Regions from separate parts of the Homo sapiens genome. Here region 2 is linked to region 1. A link is a loop called in an ENCODE intact Hi-C map of the cell type or tissue named here. Cell type or tissue: B cell. All regions are shown on one strand. Each heading gives the region's core, and the rest is flanking DNA. Links, peaks and the distances in the headings are about the cores only.

What was found. Peaks named below come from ENCODE experiments on the same cell type or tissue, not always from the same donor. Only the 100,000 strongest peaks of a DNase experiment are listed, where the experiment ranks them.
Region 2: a loop joins it to region 1, with 15 times the contacts of the local background. A loop is called at or near these places in 11 of 110 quality-filtered maps.

Annotation. Positions count from the first base shown.
Region 1 is chr12:75,500,695-75,510,995 of GRCh38, reverse strand. KRR1 (KRR1 small subunit processome component) reads left to right here. Exons shown (of 10, transcript NM_007043.7): 2 at 2,550-2,722; 3 at 4,080-4,214; 4 at 4,387-4,512; 5 at 4,597-4,680; 6 at 5,742-5,798; 7 at 6,922-7,092; 8 at 8,996-9,073; 9 at 9,180-9,273. It overlaps GLIPR1 (GLI pathogenesis related 1), which reads right to left. Exons shown (of 6, transcript NM_006851.3): 6 at 7,133-10,301. Among named protein-coding and RNA genes, the nearest start is that of KRR1, 5.8 kb to the left of the region's middle. RefSeq lists an enhancer at 1-174. In B cell, for the core only: CTCF peaks have their summits at 4,843 and 5,043 (motif pointing right); a DNase peak (open chromatin) is centred at 5,055; H3K27ac peaks cover 563 bases.
Region 2 is chr12:75,431,570-75,441,870 of GRCh38, reverse strand. It overlaps GLIPR1L2 (GLIPR1 like 2), which reads right to left. Exons shown (of 6, transcript NM_001270396.2): 6 at 9,183-10,301. Among named protein-coding and RNA genes, the nearest start is that of GLIPR1, 44 kb to the left of the region's middle. In B cell, for the core only: a CTCF peak has its summit at 4,110 (motif pointing left); a DNase peak (open chromatin) is centred at 4,080.

The DNA.
Region 1 (10,301 bases), core at 3,610-6,109:
ACTGTTTAGGTTGTGTTACCTTTTAATTGTTAACTCCTGCGTTGTAGTCTGGTTTTACCCGTTTTCTTCAGTGTGAATGATAGAGAAGTCATAAATAGCCTGGGGATCTGTTCAACCAGGCTTATAGGAAGTGTTAAAAACATTGAACTCTCAATTTAGATGCATTGGGAAAGTATTCAAAGTTTCTTTGTTGTTGCTCATTAAATGATTATGTAACGTACATAGCAGGGGATACAACTTATATAGAGTTTAATAAAACCATGCGGGAAACTAGCATTCAGACTAAGTAAAATAGAGCATTACCATACCCCTCAAACCCTTACGTGCACCTCTCAGATCATATTCTCTTTTCCTGTATCAGACGTAACCACCCTGAATTGTGTTGCATTCTGTTCCTCTTCTTGTAGTCATGAAGTGGCTTAATTTAGCCTGTTTTTTAATTTTATATACATGAAAGTGGACCGTATGCATTTTTCTGTGTCTTCTTAGATTTAGCTTTTTGTTTTTCAAACAGGGTGATACTTGCGGGTGTAGTTTTAGTCTTTTCACTGTTATGTGGTGTTTCCTTGTATGAATATACCCCAATTTATTTTTTCATTTTACTATCGGTGGACATTTGGATTGTTCCCAATTGCTTGCAATTATAAACAATACTGCTAAAACATCTTTGTACATGTCTTCTGGTTAACATGTTCAAGGGTTTCTCTAGGTTGTGAACATAGGATTGGAATCACTGAAGTGTAGGGTGTGTGTAAGTAATGCTAACTTTTTTCCAAAGTGCTAGTGTCAGTTTTGTTCCCACTAGGAGTGGACGAAAGTTGTCATTGCCTTACATTAGTATGAATACATGTTATCTGAATTTTGAATTTCTGTCATTTTGGTAGTTATGAAATGGTATTTGGTTGCAGTTTTAGTTTGCATTTTCTGATCACCTATGAGGTTGCATATCTTTTCACATGTTTTGAGGCTTCCTTAATTGTGAAACTCCTGAGTATTTCTTTTGTCAGTTTTTTTCCTGAGGTTGTAGTGGGGATTTTAAAAAAAATTATCCATAGCCTTTGAAGTGTTTAAATTGGATAGGGACTTCGTCAGGTAAACATTGTAAGTAACTAGTTGCAGTGACTCACACCTGTAATCCCAGCACTTTGGCAAGCTGAGGAGGGGGGATTGCTTGAGCCCAGGAGACCAGTCTGGTCAACATGGCAAAACCCTTTCGCTACAAAAAAAAAAAAAAAATTAGCCGGACATGATGGCACATGCCTGTAGTACCAGCTACTTGTGAGGCTGAGGCAAGAGAATAGATCGCTTGAGTCCAGGAGGTCCAGGCTGCAGTGAGCTGGGATGGAGCCATTGCACTCCAGCCTGGGTGACAGAGCGAGGCCCTGTCTTTAAAAAAAAAAAAAAAAAAAGAAATGTGTATAGTATATAAGTAATCACTTTTGTGGAATTCGTGTTCTTTAAAGGACATTGGAGAATCCTTTATATGAAGACTAGCCAATTGTCTGTGATTTGAACCAGAAATAGCAACGTGGATGTGAGTATAAGCAGAAAGTTTACCTGTCTGAGGCTGCTAACATAGGGTAATGACGTGTTTTTCAAACTTTACCGTGCTTAAGAGTCTCCTGTTGAGCATGGTAAAACACAGATTCTTGTCCCTCGTCGAAGAGATTCTCATTCAGTAGGTCTGTAGTGGGGCCCAATAATTGCATTTCTGACAGACTTACAGTTTGTGCTGATACTGCAAGTCTATGGATCATACCTTTGAGTATAACTGAATTAGAGTATAGCTATTGAAATTAAGGAGTTCTTCAAATTCAAGATCAAGAGTTTTTTAAATAAATGATTCAGAAGATAATTTACGGCCCTTAGGAGGCATTTTCTTGTAGTGAAAGGAGTCCCAGGCTGAGTGAGCTTTGTGTTCCCTTAGGCAAGTCACTTAACCTTTTTAGACCATCTTCTATAAAATGAGAATAATAATACAGATTCTACCTTTTATAGTTACGATGAAAGGCGTATGGAAATAAGGCACTCAAAATGCTTAGGAAAATCTAGAATTACCAGTGATTATTAACTGAAAGATAAACTAGAATTCTCTTTCAGAAGTTTTACACAAACACATACATCCAGATTCCATACACTCCAGGAAAGTCAGAAAGGTTAATTGTATTTAAAATACTAACCAAAATGGCATTCAAATCTTCAATTTTATGATAGTGTAGTGCAGTACATGTTTCTGGAGTACTCACTATCTGCCTGGCATATGCCAACTAGTGTGAAGAGGGTTTCTGCTCTTAAGGAACTTTGTCATATGAGGCAACTGAAATGTGTACAGATAATTTTAATACAGAGAATTGATGATAATGACAGAGGAACGTTCTTTGACTCTTGAATAATATAAAAAGCAGGGGAAAAGGAAATGCAAGGAGTATTGGAAGGTTTGTGAATATGTGCATAGGATGTTCATAAAGTGTCCAAAAGACAGTTAAAATGTGATGTGTATGTCCAAAAGACAGTTAAAATGTGATGTGTAAATTTTTTCCTTTCTGTAGATGAATCAGAACTCCTTACGGTTCCTGATGGTTGGAAGGAACCAGCTTTTTCCAAAGAGGACAATCCCAGAGGACTTTTGGAGGAGAGCAGTTTCGCAACTTTGTTCCCAAAATACAGGGAAGCTTACTTGAAAGAGTGTTGGCCATTGGTGCAGAAAGCCTTAAATGAACATGTATGTGTATCTTATATCAATACATTTATTTGAGACTTTGCTCTTGCTTATGCCTTTAAATGTATGTATGCTAATGCTTTTTTTTTTTTTTTAATGGTGCTAACATAGCTGGTTACTTTGGTTCCTTTGGTATTCTAAACTATTTAAGTAAGTTTTCTTCTTACCTAATGTTCATTTGTTTTAATTTTATGAGTAATAAATTACTTTGAAAAATTTACATACCTTTAATATTTTAGGAGCTTCACAACTGTCTGAAATTCACCTGTGAAGTCCCAATTTCAGTATGCCTGCTCCAGGCCATGATAGTTGTCATGTATCTGTCCCAGTCTGAGCTGAGTCATGTTTCTAATTGATTACCTTTCATCTTAAATGGAAGATGTGGATGTGTCCAACTTTTCCTTGTTTATTGCTGATGCTATGCCCCTAGATAACTGCATTTTTTTTTTCAAACTGGGGATTGAAACCCATTAGTGTATTGAGAAGTCAATTTAATGGCTATAATGAGCCTTTAGAAAATGACATATCACATGGTAAAAGTATCTTTTTTTGATATTGGCTTTGTTTGTGTGTGTGTGTATATGTATTAGGTTGTGATATAAAATGTGTTTCTAACTGTGGGACTGCTCTGGAGTTGGTTGTGCCATTGTGGGTGAAGGTGGCTCAGCAAGCTGCAGGTTGTGTTTTGTAGCTGCATCTGGGATTGAGCTCATTTTTTTTTTGTAAACTCATAGAGACTCAACCATATGTTGAATTGTTCAGCACTTAACTATGTTGAAATATTCTTGAGATTATGCTCACAAGTGAGAAAATAGCATTTTAATTCGCTTTGTTGAAATCTGTTTTTTCCTGTTGAAAGTTAATGCTTAAGTTTTCTAATCATTGCTTTTTTCTGAAACTATGATAATTTGCTTTTACTTTGTATTTAGTCCCCTAATTAGCTCGAAAAAAGTTTGAAAGGGAAAGTCAATTCTTACCCAATGGAGCAGATGGTAGACTGGAGCTGGGTCCAGAATAGGGAAGCTGTACAGCTTTACATTTTTACCTTAGTCAGATTTTAAGTATGACCTCATTTGTTTGATTTATAATTTTTAAATTAGAGGCAATCTATATTCCAGTGGGTACAAAGTATTCTAAAACCAAGGGTAAATGGTTTCAATTGCTCCAGTTTCTTATAGTCTGTAAAGTGTGAAAGTAATTGAGTATTCATTATTTATACTTAACTACCTAGCTTCTTCAGGGAAGTAATTGATAGGAATTGAGAGGTGACAGAAATTAATAGGTTGGTTAGGAGAGGCTTTATAATTATCTAAAAAAACTCATTTTTAGACAACTGCTTGTTTGCTCTTTCCTTCTGTAGCATGTTAATGCAACCCTGGACCTGATCGAAGGCAGCATGACTGTTTGTACTACAAAGAAGACTTTTGATCCATATATCATCATTAGGGCCAGAGATCTGATAAAACTGTTAGCAAGGAGTGTTTCATTTGAACAGGTAAATCTAGAATTACAGAGACTTTGCTTTGTTTGCATCAGTGTTAACCTATAACATCCCACCATCAAGTTTTCATATTTGTGCTTAGGTAACAATAGCGTGGGCCTGGAAAATGAATGTAATTGTAAAAAATGTTGATAATGTCTTCTTTTTTTTTTTTTTTTTGCAAAAGGCAGTACGAATTCTTCAGGATGATGTTGCATGTGACATCATTAAAATAGGTTCTTTAGTAAGGAATAAAGAGAGATTTGTAAAACGAAGACAACGGCTTATTGGTCCCAAAGGATCTACATTGAAGGTATTTTTTAATTAGTGGAAAACTTGAGTCTCTTCCTTAATACTTTTTCAGAGTAATGAATTTTAACTTGATCTCTTGATACAGGCATTGGAACTCTTAACTAATTGTTACATTATGGTTCAGGGAAACACAGTTTCAGCCATTGGACCTTTTAGTGGCTTAAAAGAGGTGAGAACTATGTATTATCTTCGATTCATTTTCAGCAGAGAACAAATAATTTGGTTATAATATAGTTTATTGGATAATGCTTTATAATTTTATTTCTTTAGAATGTGCTTTGATTTCCCATTAGTAAATACTTTTTATGTCATATAATTCAAGGGAATCATCATATCTGGACCCTAACATGTTTTGGCCAACCTTGGCAACTATGGAGACATCCATTTCTGAATTAGATGGTCTGCACACTATTACTCCTCCCACTATAAAATTTAAATGAGCATTAAGATCTTCAGTCTGTAGCATGTATGAACATGGTATAGTTACATATGTCCAAATGACGGGAAAATTGAGCAAAAATCCAGTTATTTGCAGTAGTGTATACAGCCAGTAGAGGTCACACTCTGAAAACTTTTCTTCAAGATGTAGTTTCTTTTGTTTGAATTTTAGTATAATGTTTAATAACTTTTCATGAACATTTTCTTTAACTTCTCAAATTACATGTGGTGAGGAAATCTGTGGAGCAAATGCTGTTTCTGTTAACTCCTTTTGGTACTATTACTGTCTGGATCTGGCTTGTGAGGTTGTGCTTCCTTTCCAGGGCCTTTAATAGTAATCCTATTGGCCTTTTTTGTCATAAATTGTCTGCTCTTTTCTCATGGAGCAATAATTAAGTATATTGAATACAATTCTTACAAGAGAGTCTTGAGGTATATGGTTTTATCTTATATTACAAATGAGAAAGCTGGAACAGGAAAGTGATTTTCCTGTATGCAGTGGCAGTCCTTGTATTCCAGCCCTCTTCCTCCTAAATCACATTGCTTTAGAGTGTTGTATTAGTTCTCTGTGCTACATTTTAGCAGTAATTGAGAAACTGTATTGTATTCAAGGGAGATTGACTGCCTTTATGAAAGATGGAGAAGCCACTCAGAGCAGTTGAAGGAACTACTTAATTATTTAATTACATTATTTAATTTGGTACCCATTACCTGATTTTTGCAGTATTAATCCTCTTCTCCATAGCTCATTAAAATCCTTGTGACTAATTCATTTTTCTTTGCAAATTTCAGGTTAGAAAAGTAGTCCTTGATACTATGAAGAATATTCATCCAATTTATAACATTAAAGTGAGTGGTAATTATATATAACTGTACCAGTGATTATCATACTTCTTTTAGCTACAGAAACCTTTCTTGAAATTAAATGTTTTATGAAATTCTAATGCACAAACAGATAAAGCAGAGCTATTTTGGGTAAATTAGGGGTAGACTTCAGCCTACTTAATTCTACCCCAGTTTTGTAGGTACTTCTTAGAAGCTCTCTGTGGAGCACAGTGTGAAAACTACTGAAGGGGATACTGTAATATGTTATATAGTTGTAATCAATGAAAGTAAGCTTCACAGAATCTGTTGTAGATCATATCAATCCAGTTTTCTTAGATTATGAACCCATGTATTTAAGGATATGATCTTTCGGAAATCTGCCTTTTTCTATTAAAATCTGGAACATCTCATGTTGCGTTAAAACCTTTTTATGAATTTAACACTCAAATTGTAGCTCCTTTGAGAGAGAACTGTTATATCCCTGTGTGCACAAAGTTTGATTATTCTTGGAAATGTAACCATGGTATATAGAACTATTTTATGATGGGTTTGTTGAGCAATCCACTTAAATTTGATGAACTTAAGTTATAAAGTCACTGTTAGATTGGGGGAAAGTGATTTTGAGTTACATTGGGATATTGGGATATTGCAGACAAAAACAAAACTATGTGTCTGATCCCTGGTTTGCATCCTCTGATGTTCCATGGTCTGAAATTTAAATGGAATAGGGAAATGTGAAAATACTGGTTTTCTGTAATCGTGAGAAAGTTTACTTTTGTCTTTTTCTGTGATATTTCAGTTGCTACTGAAAACTTCCTGCTTGCAGGGAACATCAGCTAATTAAGAGCCCTCCCTGCTTTTATAAGTGGCATTTTAAATGTTTTAATGAAATAATGGTTGAAAATTCAGTTTTATTTTTGTCTCATTTTAACAATTCTGCATTTTGTAATTAAATTTCTAATGGTTTTCTAATAATTATACATGTTTGTGATAACCTACCTTTTTGCTTATGTAATTGGTTTAATTTCACCAAAGAAACTAGGAACTGTTTCTTTTATTATTTATAGAAGCAATATTTATAATGTCTGAGTCTGACAAATGTGTGACTTTGGAAAGTAAAAATTTTTACTTTGTTGCATGACTAAAGAGCTTAATGATTAAGAGAGAGTTGGCAAAAGATTCTGAATTACGATCACAAAGTTGGGAGAGATTTTTGCCACAGTTCAAACACAAAAATGTGAATAAACGCAAGGAACCAAAGAAAAAAACTGTTAAGAAAGAATATACGCCATTCCCACCACCACAACCAGAAAGTCAGGTTAGTACTAAATGTAGAACTTCATATGAAGGAGAATCTATTTTAATGTATTTGGTCAGAAACTTTATTGAAAGTATTTCAGGTGGGATATGTGTATATATATATATTGTGTGTGTGTGTGCAGAGCTATAAGAAACTGAGGGTAAATATAAATAGGCATATTTTGAGCTGAGTGCATGGGGGTGTGCAGTGGGGCGTTCACATTGATTATAAACTGCATCCAGGAGGTTTGTGACCCTGTAGCCACTGTAAATGTTCCATGGATAAAAGTTCGTTTAGTCTGCAATACTCTTTTCTCTGATTTGGCAACATTATTGTGACTGTGTGCTCTATGGTTGTTCTTGTTCTGAAATCTTAAATTGTAAATTGTAACACCCACCGTTTTTCTAAGTTATGATTCCTTTTGTCAGGTGTCTTCTGCTTCATTTCCTTTCCCACCATGACCAGTTTCCATTTTGTTCTTGCACATCATTGTTTTGATTCATGCCCCTTTTTACTTCTGTCCCACCTTCTCAGCAAAGCTCTAAAACTTGGATCAGTCTAAAAACTTGACTTCTTCCTTGCAACGTGGCTACCAAATTAAGTTAGAGAAAGTTTTATCTTTGGATTAATTTCATTCAAAATTCATGTTTCCTCTTAATTCTCTCAGTGCCCTCCCATGTTTAGCATATGACATTGCATTTTATTGAAATATTTGAGACCACCAGATAAGAACCCCTTTCTGTTTCCTCTTCTCTCACGTATGGGTTTTCTTCCACCTGCATCAGCCTCTTCTATGTGTTCTTTGAATTCCATCTTCACCTGTCTCCTGGGGGTTCTTGCTTCATTATTCCCTTCCTTGGCTATATCCTAAAGCCTTCCCTTTCTACTTCTGCTCAGCATGTGAACTCATTGCTTTCTACATCTCTTTTTTCCACAACCATGGTTGGAGTCTTTCAGGGAAGATTTGTGATTGACGGGGAAAATGATGATCATAGTGAAAAAACAATGGAAGTTTTGGATCATGGAGGAAATTGATAGTAGTTAGGGGGAAAGTGGAGTGATGCAGTCATTAAACCATGCTTCCATAACACCTGCCTTATTTCTTATGGCCCTTTCTTGTAGTAATTGACTTATCTTTCTTCTGTAGCTGTGTAAGCTTCTTGAAACAGTGATGTCTCGATTGACTTGTTCTTAACACTTAATTCATTATGTGACTGGGCGAGTTATTTATCCCATCCATACTTAAGTTTCCCCATACCTAAAGTGGGAGTAATGGTAATACCTATCTTAAAGAATTGTTAGTGAGGATTAAATGAGTAATTATAAAGAGCTTAGAACAGTGCCTTAGATATAATAATGCTATGTAAGTGGGAGACAGGTCAGTTATACACATTTTACATGTTGGCTGTATATTGAATGAACAAGCTGTTGCTTTTGCTAATTAGTCACCAATTCCTGATAGTTCTGGCTTTTATTCTGCATGCCACTACCTTTATTCCAGGCTCTCATCTATTCTTCATTCCTCTCCATTAAAATTATTCTTTGGTCTTTACAGTCTTCTCAGAAACCTACAGTCATTTCTAAATCTTATCCCTCCTACTTTGTCTGCCATTGAAGCTTCTTCAAATTTTCCCCAAAACTCTCTCTCCAGTTTCTTCTCACACTTTTCTGAATCAGTGACCTTCCATGCCATATCCCTGAACTACTCTGGGTTGTATTCCATGGAGGTGCTTTCCTACCTCCACACTTTTGTGTATGTATTCCCCTCAGCTTAGACTCTGTTTCCTTTATGTCACTACCATTTTTATTAATAAATCAGTTTGACCCCATTGTTTTTACCCTAAGGATATTGTGACTTGCTTAGGACATGACTTCTCCTCTACATTATTTCTGATGTAATTGTAAATACCGTTTTCAACAGATCGATAAAGAATTGGCTAGTGGTGAATACTTTTTGAAGGCAAATCAGAAGAAGCGGCAGAAAATGGAAGCAATAAAGGTACGGCACTTTATGTCTGGCTCACATGAATAGCAAAGTTCATAGATACTTGAATTATTTAACTATAAATACATTTAACTGATATATTTTTTATTTATTAATGTAGGCTAAACAAGCAGAAGCCATCAGTAAGAGACAAGAGGAAAGAAACAAAGCATTTATTCCACCTAAGGAAAAACCAATTGTGAAACCTAAGGAAGGTAATGCTTTCTATGATGTAAAAGTCTTTATTAATTAGGAAAAGTAAACCCATAATAAATTTGTCTGAATCTTTTTAAGAAACAGTTGTATCTTTTCATCAGTTCTCTTAGCATTTCATTAATTACTAATCCTAAGGACAAGGGATGGCTGAGATAATTTATAATTTAGAGGCAGCTAATGCCTATTTCAGTGCAAACTGGATTGACAGTCCTCTCCTGACCTCTGGTCTGTGCTTGGAAAAGACTCTTTGTTGTGAAAGATACAAACCCAGGGCAGCCAGTGCATCTTCTGTAGAAATGCAAGAAGATCCCTGAGCTCTGCTGTCATGCCTCTCAAAGAGGAATTATCAGAAGTTGTACTTTTTCTTCTCTTTATGTGATCTTGGCTTAGAGTTTGGCTTCTATATCGGTAACATGGATTTCTCATCACCTTAGACTAAAGGATGCTGACAGGTCTTATTCAGGAGCTATTAGTGCGAAAGTGATTGTGGTTTTTAAATGGCAGAAATCACTTTCGCACTAACCTAGTATTTAAAAGACACTAAGAGAAAACATTGTCATGCCATTTCTTCTGATGCATCCTCTTCTGCATTTTTTTCCCCTGTGGTAACACTTATCCTCTTCCTAAAGTAACCCTCCAAAGTGAACAGTGACACACTGAAGGGAGAGGGCTCACCAGCAATATTGTACATAGACTGGGTCAGAAACAGATATAATACATTATTATTTTAATATATTGCTTGTTAATAGCTTTAAAAATACTACATTCTATGGTAGATTATTGGTTATATAAAAGGTAGAAATGTCATAAGTATTATAATTTCCAGTCTGTAAAACCTGTCAGTTGAGTGCTTTGAAGGTACTCAATATACTCAATAGCTAGTTACCCTAATTTAGTTTCTCCACACGGTGGAGGCTTTAACACTCTGTGCTTCTCAGGTTGCTGGGTAGTTTGATGTTTTATCTTATGATTCTTTTATGCTGTGATCCTGTACTTTGAATGGTAAGAAAAAGTTGCATTCTTTTTC
Region 2 (10,301 bases), core at 2,954-5,453, 68 kb after region 1:
ACACAGGGTACCAAGTTCCTAGACTGCACACAGCACGGGGACCCTGGGCCCAGCCCACAAAACCACTTTTTCCTACTGGCCTGTGATGGGAGGGGCTTCCACAAAGGTCTCTGACATGGCCTGGAGATATTTTCCCCATTGTTTTGGAGATTAACATTAGAATTCTTGCTACTTATGCAAATTTCTGCAGCCAGCTTCAATTTCTCCCCAGAAGAAATTAGTCAGGCTGCAAATTTTCCAAACTTTTATGCTCTGCCTCCCTTATAAAACTGAATGCCTTTAACAGCACCCAAGTCACCTCTTGCTTTGCTGCTTAGAAATTTCTCCCACCAAATACCCTAAATCATATTTCTCAAGTTCAAACTTCCACAAATCTTTAGAGCAGGGGCAAAATGCCGCCAGTCTCTTTGCTAAAACATAACAAGAGTCACCTTTACTCCAGTTCCCAACAAGTTCCTCATCTCCATCTGAGACCACATCAGCCTGGACCTTATTGTCCATATTGCTATCAGCATTTTGGTCAAAGCCATTCACCAAATCTCTAACTTTCCCACATTTTTCTGTCTTCTTCTGAGCCCTCCAAACTGTTCCAACCTCTGCCTGTTACCCAGTTCCAAAGTAGCTTCCACATTTTTGGGTATCTTTTTAGCAATGCCCCACTCTACTGGTACCAATTTACTGAATTAGTCTTTTTCATGCTGCTGATAAAAACACACCTGAGACTGGGAAGAAAAAGAGGTTTAATTGGACTTATACCTCCACATGGCTGGGGAGGCCTCAGAATCATGGCGAGAGGCAAATGCACTTCTTACATGGTGGTAGCAAGAGAAAATGAAAAAGAAGCAAAAGGAGAAACTCCTGAAAAACCCATCAGATCTCGTGAGGCTTATTCTCTATCACAAGAATAGCATGGGAAAGACTGGCCTCCATTATTCAATTACCTCCCCCTGGGTCCCTCCCAGAACACATGGGGATTCTGGGAGATACAATTCAAATTGAGATTTGGGCGGGGACACAGCCAAACTATATCACAGAGTCTCACTCTGTTGCTCAGGCTGGAGTGAAGTGGCGCAATCTCAGCTCACTGCAACCTCCACCTCCCAGATTCAAGTGATTCTCGTACCTCAGTCTCCTGAGTACCTGGTATTACAGGCATGCACCACCACACCTGGCTAATTTTTTGTATTTTTAGTAGAGGTGGGGTCTCACCATGTTGCCCAGGTCGGTCCCAAACTCCTGTGCTCAGGCAATCCACTTACCTCAGCCTCCCAAAGTGCTAGGATTATAAGCATGAACCACAATACCTGGCCTATCCTATGTATTTTTAATGGACCAGTCTGGTCCCTGCTGAAAATAGATGGATCTTGGAGGAAACCTGTGGACTACCACAAGGTCAACCAAGTAATAGAACCAGTCATAGCTGCCATGCTGAATGTTGTATTATTGCTTGAGCAGATTAATAAGGCCTCAGATATATAGTATGCAGCATTAGTTTGGCAAATGTGTTTTTTTAATCCTAATCAATCAAGAGAATCAGAAATAGTTTGCACTCACATGGAAAGAATAAAATTTTGCCCTAGAGCTATGTTAACAGTTCTACCCACTGACAGAAAATATTTAGAAGAGATCTGGACTGTCTGGAATCCTGTACAATTTCAAATTGATTTATTATATTAATGGCATCATGCTGATCTGGCAGGATGAGCAAGAAGTGACTAGCATACTAGAGGTCTTGGTAAGGCATATGCACTCCAGAGGAATCTGTCACTTCAATAAGAACTTTAGAAATTCAGGGGTCAGGAAGATGCTGATGCACAAATTGCTGCATTTGTATTCTCTATTACAAAGACAGAAGCATAGAAACTGATAGGATACCAAGTGACCATGTGTCCAGAACCATCCATCATGATTTGTGTTTTGTCAGATTGAATCATAAAGTTAGGCAGTTCCAGTTACAACATATCTATAAGATGTAAATGGTACATTTAAGATTGTATCTAAGTAGAAACAGAGGGCATAAGTAAACTACGTAAGCAGACAAGCTAGAGCTCCATATCACCCACCACAGTTGTACCAGTAATCTTCTTTCAGCTCTCACTTAGCACCATATGAGAGATGGGTTCCTGTCCCACTAGATAAAGGAAATGAAAAAAAGTTCATTCTTGGTTTATCAGTTGGTTGGCTTGACAGGTGGGTACAAGCTGAAAATGGACAATGGCTACATTACAGCCATACTCAGGGGCGGCGGCCTTGAAAGACAGTGGTGAGAGAACATTTTCAAGGTGGAACTTTGGGTGTACCTGGCCATTCACTTTGTATGAAAGCAGAAGTGGCCTGAGGTGAAAATAAGTGTGAACTGTGGCAAATGCCTGGCCAGAGTTCAGGGGTTTAGAAATAAAAGAATTGGAAGATCAGAAATAAGAGGGTCTGGGCCAATGACATATGAGTGGAGATATGGGAGTGGGAATGGTGTGTGAAAAGTTTCTATAGATTAATGCCTATCAGAGCCACTGAATAATCAATAGACAAAATGACTCAACCAGTTGACATTAGTCAGCCTTGGTCCTTTTTCTACCCAGAATAAGTATTACAGGCAAATGGAATGCATGAATGCAACACATAAGTCTGTTTGTATGAACTCCCACTTATTGAGGCTGATCCAAATACCTCTGTATGTATGACCTATCAACAATGTAGATGAGTCCCCACCATGCTACTATTTGAAAAGACCAACTGGCATTTTGTAATAAATTGACTATATTAGTCCCCTTCCATCGTGGAAAAGTCAATAGTTCTTTCTCGTTGAAACAGATACCTGTTCTGACACCCATTCTGGATATGAATTTGACTTTCCAGCCCTCAGAGTCTTAGCCAACACCACAATTTGGGGATTTACTGAGTTCCTGATTCACAGGCATAGAATCCCACAGAAGCAAGCATCCAATCAGAGGTATCACTTTGCAGTAAAGGAGTTTCAGGAGGGGTGTCCTGACTGTGGAACCCACTGGTTGTATTATACATCACACTATGTAGAAATTGCTGGCCGATAAACCATTAGGATAGTCTTTTGAAGGTGCAGCTAAAGTTCCAGCATAGAGGCAGTACAGTTGGCCCTCCATATCTGCAGGTGCTGTGTCTGTGGATACAGCCAACTGCAGATCAAAAATCCCACCCTCACCCACACCAAAGGGAGAGAGTGCCAAAGCACCCTTTGGGACAAAGGAAACCAGACTGTGCACTCTCATCTGCCTGAGAGCTCCCTGCTTGTGAGAAGACGATGATTGTGCCCCTCCCAGCGGAGAAATGGGTGTGGTGTTGGGCTCTGTAGGGGAGGAGGGTGGTTCCACCACAGCAGCCAGGCAGTACCAGTGCCTGGAACGGATGTGGAAATAAGGTCTCCTCCACCCCTCATCTACTGCTGTGGATGTCCCTGCTGGGAATTGACACAGTAGCAGCTGTCCCTGCTGGGAATTGGCACAACAGCACCTGGGGAGAACATTTCTAGGGCTATTGAGGGTTAATTCACCCCCACAGATGGTGTGCCTACTGGCCTAAGCTTGCACAAAGGGTGGGGCCCATCCCAATGTGGAGCATTCGCATTCCTATGGCAGAGTGCAAGTGAGTTGCAGAGCTGTCTGTTAAGGTTTGAGGGAAGAGGTTCTGCCCCAAGGCCATTTCAGGAGTAGCCATGGAATGGGAATGTTTCTTGACCTCAGCTGAATTGTGGGCTGAGGATAAGGACAATATCTATTTGAACCAAATAACAAAAGCCCCTGGACAGGTGTGTGATAGGGAAGCAGACTGTCTTCTTGTTTAGTGCAGCCTCCTTTATCCCCCCATAGTGGAGACCTCAGGACCCTGAGCCCCTCTCTGCCCCCCTGCCCCATCAGGGTGGGTGCTTCCACTAGTAACTGGGGTATTCAAAGACGAGTTTGGAAGTCCAGCTCTGCCCAAATTTGTCCCTTGCTCTGGGCTGAGTGAGGAACTCAGGGCATTGAGTAGTCCACAGACCAGCCAACTGCCTGTGACAACAGAAATCCCCTCCCAGTGAACAAAGAAAAAGAACATAGGCATCAACCTCTGTGGTAGCCAGCTTTTACCCATAAGCACCACCTACTGGACTGGAAATTGAAGTGCCCAACCAAATATAAAACCTGCTGACTGAAGAGCACAGTGCTAGGGAATGAGATAAGCTTCCTGAGGCCTCTGCACTCTCAGCCCGGCAGAAGGTAGTGAGCCTGCTTATATACCCAATACATTGCTACTACAATCAGCATTTAAGAAAGCCACCACACAAAAGCTATCTATAACTAAGGAACTCATACAGAACCTTGGCTCACTGAAAGCACCCAGAATCAAAGCCAAATGATTATACACAATATACATTACTACAGTCACACCCTCGAGGGAAAAAAAGTGTCATTCAAAAGAAAGTAAATTCAAAAATAAAAAATGATAGCTTCCTCAGATGAGAAGGAATCAGCGTAAGAATTCCAACAGTATAAAAAACCAGTGTTTCAACACTCCCAAAGGATCATACTAGCTCTCTAGCAATGGATCTTAATCAAAATGAAAATTCTAAAATGACAGATAAAGAATTTAAAATATGTATTGTAAGGAAGCTCAATGAGGTCCAAGATAAAGTTGAAAACCAACACGAAATCAGAAAAAAACTCAGAATATGAATAAACAATTACTAAAGAAATACATATTAAAAAGCAAACTGAACTTCTGGAAATAAAAAAAATTATTGAAGGAGTTACAAAATACAACTGAAAGCTTTAACAATAGACTGGAACAAGCATAAGAAAGACTTTTAGAGCTCGAAGACCAATCCTTTGATTTAACCTAGGCAGACAAAAATTTAAAAAATAAAATAAAATAAATAAACAAAGCCTTCAAGAAATATGGGATTATGTAAAGTGACCAAACCTATGAGTTATAGGCAATCTTAAGCAAGAAGAAGAAGAAGTAAAAAGCTTGGAAAACCTATCCAAGGGAACAATTTGGGAAACCGTCCCTAGTCTTGCTAGAGAATTAGGCATTCAGATACAAGAAGCAAAGAGAATCCCTAGAAGATACTCTACAAGATATACCTCATCAAGGTATATAGTCTTCAGACTATTCAAGTCAATGTGAAGGAAAAAATCCTAAAAGCAGCAGGAGAGAAACATATAATAACTTATAAAGGAAATCCCATCAGACTAACAGCAGACTTCTCAGCATAAACCTTACAAGTCAGAGGACATTGGGGTTCCATTTTTAATCTTCTTAAAGAAAGGAACTGCCAGCCAAGAATTCTGTATCCTCCTAAGCCAAGTTTCATAAATGAAGGATAAATGAAGTAGTTCTCAGACATGCAAATGCTAAGGGAATTTGTTAACACTAGCCTGGCCCTAAAAGAAATTCTCACAGAAATTCTAAACATAGAAACAAAAGGATAATATTTGCCATTATAAAAGAACACAAAAGAAAACTCATGGGTCTTATAAAGCAATTATAAGACTAGAAAGCAACTAGGTAACAATTAACATTATGACAAGAATAAAACCTCACATATCAATATTAATCTTGAATGTCAATGAACTGAATGCTCCACTTTAAAAATTTAGACTGGTGAATTGAATAAAAAGACAAATTCAACCATATGCTGCTTACAAGAATGCCACCTAATGAGTAAAGACTCAAAGTACAGGGGTGAGAAAAATATCCCATGCAAATGGAAACCAAAAGTGAGCAGGAGTAGCTATACTTATATCAGATAAAATAGACTTTAAATCAACAACAGTAAAAAAAAAAAAAAAAAAAAAAAGACAAAGAAGATCATTATATAATGATAAAGGGATCAATTCAATAAGGAGATATAACAACCTTAAGTATATATGTACCCCAAACTGGAGCACCCAGATTCATAAAACTAATATTCCTAGATGTAAGAAAAGAGATCAACAGCAATAAAATAATAGTGGTGAGGCCGGGTGCGGTGGCTCACGCCTGTAATCCCAGCACTTTGGGAGGCCGAGGCAGGCGGATCACGAGGTCAGGAGATCGAGACCATCCTGGCTAACATGGTGAAACTCTGTCTCTACTAAAAATGCAAAAAATTAGCCGGACATGGTGGTGGGCACCTGTAGTCCCAGCTACTCGGGAGGCTGAGGCAGGAGAATCGCATGAACCCGGGAGGCGGAGCTTGCAGTGAGCTGAGATAGCGCCACTGCACTCCAGCCTGAGCGAAAGAGCAAGACTCCGCCTCAAAAAAAAAAAAAAAATAATAGTGTTGGGCTTCAATACCTGACTGACAATACTAGACAGATTATGGAGGCAGAAAATCAACAAAGAAAGTCTAGACTGAAATGACTCTAAACCAACTAGACCTAATAGACATTTACAGAACAGTGCACAATAACTGCAGAATATATATTTCTCTCATCAGTACATAGAACATTCTCTAAAATAGACCATATACTTGGCCATAAAGCAAGTCTTAATACATTTAAAAAAATCAAAATCATATCAAGTATCTTCTTGGACCAGGGTGGAATAAAATTAGAAATCAATACCAAGAGGAAATCTCAAAACTATACAAATACATGGAAATTAAACAACTTGCTCCTGAATGATCTTTGGGTAAACAATGAAATTAAGGCAGAAATCAATAAAAAATTTTGAAACTAGATACACAACATACCAAAACCTCTGGGATACAGCAAAAGCAGTTCTAAGAGGAAAGTTTATAGTGTTAAATGCCTACATTAAAGAGATAGGAAGATCTCAAATTAACAATCTAACATTGTACCTAAAAAAAAAAAAAAAAAAAACCTAGAAAAACAAAAACAAACAAAACCTAAAGCTAGCAGAGAAAAGAAATAAAAGATCAAAGCAGAACTAAATGAGATGGAGACCAAAAAAATGATACAAAGGAGCAAAAAATGAAAAATTGGCTCTTTGAAAAGATAAAAAATATTGATAGACTGTTGGTTAGAATAACCATGAATAAAAGAGACAATTCAAATAAACGCAATCGGAAATAACAGGGACATTACATACCTGCCACTTGAGTTGATTTCATGACTTCGTCTTTGGAATAGTGCTGTGATAAACATATGGATGCAGGTGTCTTTTCAATACAATTATTTCTTTTCCTTTGGGTAGTGATATGATTTGGTTCTGTATCGCTACCCAAATCTCATCAGTAGCTCCCATAATTCCCATGAGTTGTGGGAGGGACGCAGTAGGAGATGATTGAATCATGGGGGTGGGTCTTTCCCATGCTGTTCTTGTGATAGTGAATGGGTCTTATGAGACCTGATGGTTTTTAAAATGGGAGTTTCTCTACATAAGCTCTCTCTCTGCCTGCTGCCATCCATGCAAGATGTGACTTGCTCCTCCTTGCCTTCTGCCATGATTGTGAGGCCCCTCCAGCCAGGTGGAACTGTAAGTCCAATAAATCTCTTTCTTTTGTAAAATGCCCAGTCTTGGGTAGGTCTTTATCAGTGGCGTGAAAATGGATTAATACAGTAAATTAGTACCAGTTAGAATGAGTCATTGCTGAAAAGATACCTGAAAATGTGGAAGTGACTTTGGAACCGGGTAACAGGCAGAGGTTGGAACCATTTGGAAGGCTCAGAAGAAGACAGGAAGATGTGGGAAAGTTTGGAACTTCCTAGAGACTTCTTGAATGGCTTTGACCAAAATGCTGATAGTGATATGAACAATAAGGTCCAGGCTGAGGTGGTCTCAGATGGGGTTGAAGAACTTGTTGGGAACTGGAGTAAAGGTGACTCTTGCTATGTTTTATCTAAGAGACTGGTGGCATTTTGCCCCTGCCCTAGAGATTTGTGGAACTTTGAACTTGAGAGAGATCATTTAGGACATCTGGATGTTGGGAATGAAGTTTTTGGTGTCGAAAAAAAAAAAAAAAAAGAATGCAGGAACAAACAATCTCTCAGCCAGGTGAGCTTTACTTTCTGCAGAAAGGGTGCTACTCAGTAGCCATCCAGCCACGAGAGCACACCAAACAAAGGAGACAGAGTAATTTATAACCTGACATGTCTACCCTACTGCTGTGTCCAGTTTTCATTGGCTGGAATAGGACCTCACATTTTACACTTTACCTGATTGGTTATTAGTTTAAAACTTTCTTAATTAGGTAAGGGGAATAGAACAAAGAAAGAAAAGGAAGTTGCCCAGGGATACTTAAGGAAGCATCTCCAAATAAGGAGTGGCATGCACTATGGGCTGGGGCTTGTCTACTTCTGTCCAGGCATGCCGGAGCAAGCTAGGACAGCTGATTTGGAATATATATATATAATCCATTATATATATATATAAAATCCATTATATATATATATATATAAATAATCCACTATATATATATAATCCACTATATATATATATATAATCCACTATATATATATAGCAATCTTATAGTAAGAAATTGTGACTTTTTATAATCTTTGAAAAAGAACTCCCATTTCTCACATGGAGGAAGAAATTTCTAAGCAGTAAAGCTTTCAAGAGGTGACTTGGGTTGTTTTATGAAAGAAACAGAGCATAAAAGTTTGGAAAATTTGCAGCCTGTCAACGTGATAGAAAGAAAAACCTATCTTCTGAGGAGAAATTGAAGCTGGCTGCAGAAACTTGCATAAGTAATGAGGAGATGAATGTTAATCTCCAAGACAATGGGGAAAATGTCTCCAGTCTGTGTCAAGAGTTTTCACCAGAGCCCCTCCCATCACAGGCCTGGAGGCCTAGGAGAAAATGGTTTCCTGGGCCAGGCCCAGGTTCTGTTAGGCATACAGATACATAACAAGTTAGTCATGTGTGGGAATTAATAAATGAAGAAATTGTACTTGTAAATGCATCAAATGTTCACAAATCCAAGGTCAGTTTTCTTATTTTAAAAATAGAAGCAATGCCAGCTCCACAGGAATGGTTTTGAATATCAAATACTTACATGAAAGGACTTTGGAAGCTATGAAATACAACACAAATGTACAATAATAATAATAAATAACGTCACTGTAGAGAACTAGCCCTTTTCTCTACCTAAGGCTTTTTCTCAGGGGACTGGTGGAACAGAGGCTGACTTCATAGATAGAAAAATATCTAATTTCTACAAACAGGAGCTCTTTGAAAAAAAAAACAAAGCAAAGGAAACAAACCAAACAGAAACATTCAAATCCAAGAGGATAGCTCAGGGCTTTTTAATATAATTCTCATCTTGCCCTACTTCGAACAGGTTTTTAACAGAATATTGATACAACTAAAGAACAACAGAGTAAATACACATAGCATTTATACCATTTGAGGTATTTGGCTATGCTAGGTTTTTTTTTTTTTCTTTCCCTCAGTGGAACCACACATTGAGAAATATAGCTTTAGAACACAATATTCTATCAAAACCAGAAAACAGAGATTGTTTTATTTGAAAACATCAGATATGCAGTGATTCTTTCAATGTCATTTCTTTCACTTAAACCTTCAGGTTTATTAAGCCTCTGATTCTCAATTAGAATAAGTTCCCTAAGTCCCTGTCATAAATAGAATTATATCAACCTTTCACATCTCAGTCACATTGAGTTCTAATAAGTGTGCAACAATAAGACAGCTGAGTATGGAATGGCAATTGGAAAAATATTATACATTGCTTTTTGCCTATTTTAAAATTGAGTAATAAAAGGTATTTATTATTTTGCCATATAAGGTGCTGAGTTCAGGAATATTTTCATGGGAATCAAGTTTTTCCCTCAGGTGTTTGCTTAGTGTACTTCACAACTACTATTGATTCCTTTACAAAGTTGATCCATGAATATTCATTGATGGAAGAGGTCTTAGTGGTCATCTAGTGCTATCCATTTATTTTATAGATAAAGAAATCTCCTATGCTAGGTATTTTTATTTAGTTCATTTATTAGTATTACTAGTGGTAAGCAGTTATCTTATTAATCTGTTAACTTTTACTATACCTATTGAATAACAAGTTAATAGTTTTTAAAAAATTTATTTATTTTATCATATAAATTTGGAAGCACCCAGATTCCTCTACCACAACTAATTAAAATTATGGCATTTATTAGCCCTTGGTGGCAGAAAATTACAGCAAGTCTTTAATGAAATATTGAACATTAATTATAAATAATAAGTTTGCATCCTAGCAGGATGTACAGGTACCACTTAAACTATTCCAAAAACCACAAAGACAAATAATAATATTAGATACCTTAATATCACATGAAAATACCACTACCACCAATAAAAACTATGACAGTAACAGTAAAAACAAAAAAATACAAATTTTA